Linked DNA regions of Homo sapiens: region 2 is linked to region 1. A link is a contact called in ENCODE Hi-C data. All regions are on one chromosome and are shown on one strand. The core of a region is the stretch at or near the end of the contact, and the rest is flanking DNA. Distances in the headings are between cores, read along the strand shown.

Region 1 (3,507 bases), core at 610-3,109:
ATAAATGTGCATAGAAGCTCTAATGTTCTTTTACTTGTATTGCAATATATCATTCTGTACAGAACCTTGGGTGTGTGCACCTCACCTGTGGGACCCCTGAGCCCATCTGTGAGACCTGAGGTGCTGTCACAAGTGCTCAGGGAAGGAGTGAAGTTGTTTTTCCACTGTGATGACTCTGGCTACATGAGAACGTTTTCTTTATGACTGAAGTAGAGTCACATTGGATAGCAGTAACTTTGATATCTTCATCAGAATGAGTCATTTTAATGTGTATTGCCTTGTAATCATAAAAGTTGAAGTATTACTTTTTTTTTTTAACTAGAGCACAGTTACAAGTAGATGTTTGCCATCATCATAACAAGAGGAAGTCATGGATTTTATTTTAAGGCACATAAACTGAGATCATGGGCACATGATCAAGTATCAATCTTCTATGTTGGGAGAAGACAGGGCCTAAGGTTTATGCATTACATAACATGTGCCAGGCACAATTCTAGATGGTTTGGATATGTTAAAAGAAATCATGGCTCTAAATTCCGGTACACAATGTTTAGTAGATAATAAATGCTATTATGTTTCTGATTTCATCATCAAAATTATCCAGACAGCTAGGTATGACTACACTAGTCATCCAAAATCACCTGAAAATCAGAGAGCTTCAGTGACTTTGGGTGTGGTCACTTCTTAGTAAGAGGCAGAATAGACACTTCTGATTCCATCGCTCATGTTCAGGGTTTTAATTTTTTTTCTTTTTTTGCTCCTTTCACTGTATAATTGCTCATGTGAGATGTTCCAGAGTGAATAGGCTGCCCTTTGGATATTGTCACATATAAAGACAATAAGAGTAAATAGTTGCTTATTTGAAGACATCCATAGAATGGCTCATGTGTCTTGTTTTTTGCTTTTGTTTGTTTATTTGTTTGTAGACACAGAGTCTCACTGTCACCCAGGCTGGAATGCAGTGGTGCGATCATGATTCACTGCAGTCTTGAACACCTGGGCCCAAGCTATCATCTCGCCTCAGCCACTTGAGTAGCTGGGACTACAGGTGCACACACGCCACTGAGCCTAGCTAATTTTCAACTTTTTTTTTTTTTTTTTCAGACAGAGTCTAAATCTGTCGTCCAGGCTGGAGTGCAAAGGCACACTCAGCTCAGTGCAACATCCGCCTACTCGTTTCAAATGATTATCTTTCCTCAGCCTCCTGAGTAGCTGGGATTACAGGCACCCACCATCACACCTGGCTAATTTTTGTATTTTTAGTAGAGATGGGGTTTCACCGTGTTGGCCAGGCTGCTCTTGAACTCCTGACCTCAAATGATTCGGCCCACCTTGGCCTCCAAAAGTGCTGGGATTACAGGTGTGAGACACCACGCCTGGTCAATTTTAAACTTTTTTGTAGAGACAGGGTCTTGCTCTGTTGCCCAGGCTGGTCTCAAACTTCTGGCTTCAAGGGATCCCTCCACCTTAGCCTCCCATTCTGCCACATTCTATTTCTGTAGAAGCAAGTTACAAAGTCCAGCTGACACGCAGAGGAGCAGAATTGAACCTCACCTTTTCAAAGAAGGATTGTCAAAGGATTTGTAGATATATTTTCAAGACACCACACAATGCATTTGATGAGATTCTGATTATAGACCCTTTGGCATATTTTATGTGGACTGTAAGGAACTGGGAAGGATCTAATATTTTACCCTATTTGTAAGGTTTCAAGTTAGCCTGTCCTAGTTTTGTGAATGCTGACAGAAGATATGAGTACTCTGGGTCAAAGACCAAAAGGACTTTATGACTCAAGCAATAGCAGTAGGCAGAGTATCAGCAATTTTGGTTCTCCTACTCCCCACCCCCAGAGGGTGACTGAAGGAGGGTCAGGTGACATTTGCACATGCAGTGGATTGCATTTCAGGAGGTGAACCTAAACTTGGAGGATGGGAAGCTGCCTTTCACAAGAAGCAGTAGGCATACCTGCCCTTTGCTTTGAAGGACACACAGTCTCTGTCTTCCAAAGCTGTTCACTATTTAACTATCTTTCACAAGATACTCCAGGACAAAGACTCTCACGGCCTCTACTCAGAAGATGTGCAGACATGTGAGGGTCATGGAGAATTCTCTTCCGAGTTTATGATAAAGGTGGTTGCATTAGTCAGGGTTCCCAGAGAAACAAACCAATAGGAGATAGATAGGTGGATATTTTAAGGAATTTGCTCATGGGACAGTGGAGGCTTGGTGAGTCCAAAATCTGATGGGGGTGGTAAGCAGTCTGGAGACTCAGGAAAAAGCTGCAGTTTGAGTCTGAAGACAGTTTCGTGCAGAGCCAGAAAGGGCTGATGTTGCAGATGAAGTCTGAAGGCTGTTTGCTGCTGAATTCTCTCTCGCTTGCAGGGAGGTCAGCTTTTTGTGCTCTTCAGGCCTTCGGCAGATCGGATGGGGCTCACCCATATCAGGGAAATCTCACCCAAAAATATCCTCACAGAAATATCCAGAATAAAGATTGACCACATATCTGGGCACCATGGCCCAACCAAGCTGACACATAAAATTAACCGTCACACTAGTGGTATGATTGCTTTATTTAGTTGCAAGAGTTGAAAATAAAAAAAAAAATTAAAAAGGCATTTGGCTGAGGGGCACGGAAGGGCAGCCTATATTTATTGTGAAGTAATGTGTTCAACTGTGAGGGTTCATGTCTGAAGATAGTTCTAAATAAAAAAAGATGATTTTTCTTAATTCCCATTGCCCCATTTCAGATTCCCATTTGATAATTTAAACAAATGCATACTAGCAGCCAGATGCGGTGGCTCGTGCCTGTAATCCCAGCACTTTGGGAAGCTGAGGCAGGTGGATCATCTGAGATCAGGAGTTTGAAAGCAGCCTGGCCAACACGGTAAAACCCCATCTCTAGTAAAAATACAAAAATTAGCCAGGCATAATGGCAGGCACCTGTGATCCCAGCTACTTGGAAGGCTGAGACAGGAGAATCACTTGAACCTGGGAGACGGAGTTTGCGGTGAGCTGAGATTGCACCACTGCACTCCGGCCTGGGTGACAGAGTGAGACTCCATCTCAAAAAAAAAAGAAAACAAAAATGCATACTGGCATGGTCCACCCTAGTCAAACAGATTCAAAGAACTACAGACTTGGAGGAGACCCCAGAGATAATATAATTCATCAACATCATGCTACAACTTTCTGAATATCATGCAAATAGTTACCTGTAGAGCTGGGACTTAAAACCCAGGGCTCATACTCTACTCTGTCCAAGAGCATTAGAACTGTGGCTCACGGAACCCTGGGTTCAACAGAGGTTCCTTGGGAGCCTCCAGGAGGATGGGCATGGGCAGGGCCCCAAATTGGTATTCACTAGAGGGGCTTCATTTCAGTGTGAATTTTATATTGGAATACTGTGTAAGGTCCCATTTGAAAAGGGCTTATTTTGCCAAAGCAAGCTTGCAAATGACTCTCGTTTGCGATGGATATTTTTGTTGCTAGTGTTGGAAGTTAATACGT
Region 2 (3,507 bases), core at 708-3,207, 2.2 Mb after region 1:
ATCCTGCTCCCGTGGCCCCTGACCCTCAACTGCCCTTGTCATGTGCCCGTCATGCATCACAGGAAGGCTGTCATGGGAGTCCTGAGGTGGGTGGTGATAAGTAAGCAAGAAGAGGGGTTGCTGGCGTTAAGAGATTTTAGAAGTTGGAATTGCCAAAAATTGAGGCTGGATTATTAGGTGCATGGAGGACAGCAAGGAAGAAATGAGGATTTTGCCCAGATTTCCTGGGCGATGGGGAGGATGGGGTGCCATTCATTGAGATAGCAAAGAGAGGAGAAAGAGTAGGTTCCAGGGAGGGAGGACAGTTCTGGATGTGTAGACTGAGCAGCCTGTGAGGCATCCACACGGAAAGGTCCGAGGGAAGGGCCTTTGGCCATGCAGACTAGAAGCCCAGCAAGTCACATTTAGTGAGCACCTACTGTGTGCTCTGGTCACTCTAGGCAGGCTAGCTTATGTAGCCTTACAGCACCCAGCAGGGTCTGTGTTATTCCCATTTTATACGAACAGAAGCTGAGGCCCACCGAGGTTAAAACCCTACCCTCATGGACTTCCATGGAGGTTACTCAATGCCCTATGGGTTTGCCTTTCTGCTTCCCTTCATTCTTCACATAAACCCAGTGCTTTCTCTTCTTCCTTCATTCTTCACATAAACCCAATGCTGTCTCTCCAAAGTACAAGCCATGCCCTGACTGAGACCCCTCTGGGATGTTCTGTTCCTTCCAGGACACAGTTTAAGCCCAGTGACATGGGGAGACTCCAAGACACAGCTCATGCCCAACTTCAAAATCTCTGCTTCCACTATGTGCCTGAGCTCTCCTGCCTTGCGGGACTCTGCGTGGCTCTTGGAGCTCACCATGTGTTTTGTCTTGGGCCTTGGTCATTGTATTATTCAGGGAAACAGAATTTCTCTAGAGAAACAAAACCAATAGGATGTATGTAGATAAATAAGAGAATATTTATAATGGGAGTTGGCTCACTCAATTATGGAGGCTGAGAAGTCCCACAATATGCCAGCTGGAGCTGGATAACTAGGAAAGCTGGTGGTGTGGCTCAGTCTAAGACTGAAGGCCTGAGGAGCAGAGGGGCCCTGCTGTAAGTCCCAGAGTCCAAAAGCTGGAGAACCAGGAGTGCAAATGTCCAAGAGCAGACGACGGATGTCCCAGCTTGAACAGAGAGAATGCAACCTTCCTCTGCCTTCTTGTTCTATTCTGGTCCTCTATGGTTGGATGATCCCCACCACACTGGTGAGGGTGATTTTCTTTACTCAGTCTACCAACAAGAAATTTACCCAGTCTATTCAATTCAAATGCTAGTGTCTCCTGGAAATACCCTCACAGACACCCCCAGAGAGACTGTTTAGCCAGCTATCTGGGCATCCCTTAGCCCAGGCAAGTGGACACATTGAAATTGACCATCATGCTCATGCCACACTTCCCTAATGCATTTCTACCTTCTTAACTCCTGCTTTCCCTGGAGGTCTCCCATTGGCTGTCATCTTTCTCTGGGAAGCCTCCGGGACTCTTCTGTCTGTGCTTTGTGGCATTTCTCTGCAGTCCCAGACTTTGCTCCCTTTTCTTTACACGGCACTCACCCTACTGTATCCATCTCCCTCCCACCACCTTGCTAGTGCCTGCACAGAATGGCATGCAAAGGTTTTCGTAAAGGAAAGTAGAAATTCACAAGTTCAAGCTAGGATTTGAATTCAAGCTGTCAACTTTCCAAATTCATAAGACTTTTCCATTCTCTCAAGACGCTTTTCTGGTTGGGAAAAATTCCGGTAGGCAGACAAGATGGGGAAGATTGTTCCAGTAAGGGAGGAGGGTGTTCCTGGGAGTCCAGCTTTGAAATCACAAATGAGGAGGTTCCCTTTGAAGGACAGGAGGAGACCTGCTGGCCAAGGCGTGCTATGTGCTGAGGGAACAGTCTTGGCTGGGGAGCATGTTGTGTGCCAGGCAGAGGAGGTAGCAAAGTGCCCCTGAGGCAATGGAAATGACTGGAGCTCTTGCAGCCGAAAGGGCATCACGACAGGTGCTTTCAGGGGAGATTAACTTGGGGATGAATAACAGGGTGACTGAAAACCAGAGCTTCAGGGCCTGCCTAGGCAGCCCAGGAGATGAACAGTGCCTGTTGACAGCTTGCTTCCTGTGTCGGCCTGAATGCATGGGTTCTGCTCAGATCTACTGGCTCCTTGCTTTCTTGGGAGAGTGAATTACTGCCTCATGGTCTCAGTTTCCTCATCCGTAAAATGGGAATGGTGGCAGGGCGTGGTGGCTCAAGCCTGTAATCCCAGCACTTTGGGAGGCTGAGACTGGTGGATCAATTGAGGTCAGGAGTTTGAGACCAGCCTGGCCAACATGGTCTCTACTAACCTGTCTCTACTAAAAATACAAAAATTAGTCAGGCATGGCGATGGGGCATGCCTGTAATCCCAGCTACTGGGGAGGCTGAGGCATGAGAATCTCTTGAACCCGGGAGGCAGAGGTTGCAGTGAGCCGAGATCATACCACTGCACTCCAGTCTGGGCAACAGAGTGAGACTCTGTCTCAAAAAAAAGGTGGTTGGGGTGGGGGAATAGTGCTAACAGTCCCCATCTCCTATGGTGGCCATGAGGAATCTGTAAGATCACAGAAGCAGAGCACGCAGCAAGGCCTCCCTGGCCCGGGAGTGCTCAGAGCTGGGATCCCAGTGCAGGACGAGGAGGAGGAGGATGGGTGCCCTGGCTACAGGTCCTCTTGCACTAGATTGAAAACGGGGCCAGAGAAGCAGAGCTTGAGAGACGCTGGGAGAGGGAAAGTGAAACTGATGGTCCGGTGGGTGAAAGGTAGTGAAAGCCCGAAGTGCAGTAAACCAGGGATCAACATCTCCAGCCAAAAGGCTCACCCTGTGGTCTCAGCGCCACCTGGGCGTCAGACAGATGTCTGGAGAGACGGCTCTTTTATTCTGAAACACCCCTCCAACTTTTTTTTTTTTTTGGTAATTGTTTGTTTTGCTTTCCATTTAATATAAGGAGTTTTCTCCTTTACAAAAGTTCTTTTTGTTCTAAATCAGGCTGTAAACAGAGGTGCTACCACAAGGACCGGAAGCAGAGACCACACTGGTGCTCAGCTGGGTTGCAGGCTCTGCCTGGTTTCATTGTCGGGGAAGCCACCAGGCCTGCCCCCAGCCAGCGAGATGTCACGCATGCAGCCGGGTGTCATCCCCAAAACTCCCGGGAAACTCTCGGGGCACCAGGGCAGGAAGAGGCTGACGTCAACTTTAACTCCGGGGACTTCAAACGAAACTTTTAGAAATGATTCCTTTGCCCTTTACTTGGTGACGTAATAAACTGATCTTTCTCTGAAAAGATGGGCCGATTTGCTTCAAGGAGCTCATTTCATGAGGAGAAAATACACACAAATATATATATATATATATATATATTTTTTTTCTTTTTTTTTTTGAGACGGAGTTTCCCTCTGTCACCCAGGCTGGAGTGCAGTGGCTCAATCTCGGCTCACTGCAACCTCA

Evidence for each region. Hi-C counts contacts between places; a loop is a spot of excess contacts on that map. Pooled maps may share reads with other maps.
Region 2: a loop to region 1 is called in a map with no recorded cell type, with 9 times the contacts of the local background. The contact joins two enhancer-like sites. A Hi-C loop is called at or near these places in 5 of 37 single-sample maps with no recorded cell type and 6 of 50 pooled maps.

Annotation. Positions count from the first base shown.
Region 1 is chr10:3,867,421-3,870,927 of GRCh38, forward strand. No RefSeq gene overlaps it. Among named protein-coding and RNA genes, the nearest start is that of LINC02639, 35 kb to the left of the region's middle. RefSeq lists an enhancer at 2,283-2,782. Within about 2 kb of position 1,860, at least 4 of the 41 ENCODE cell types and tissues checked have a DNase peak (open chromatin) inside an H3K27ac peak, as active enhancers do.
Region 2 is chr10:6,048,099-6,051,605 of GRCh38, forward strand. All of the region lies in intron 1 of IL2RA (interleukin 2 receptor subunit alpha), which reads right to left. Among named protein-coding and RNA genes, the nearest start is that of IL2RA, 13 kb to the right of the region's middle. RefSeq lists enhancers at 2,527-2,906, 2,917-3,046, 3,137-3,406. Within about 2 kb of position 1,958, at least 30 of the 41 ENCODE cell types and tissues checked have a DNase peak (open chromatin) inside an H3K27ac peak, as active enhancers do.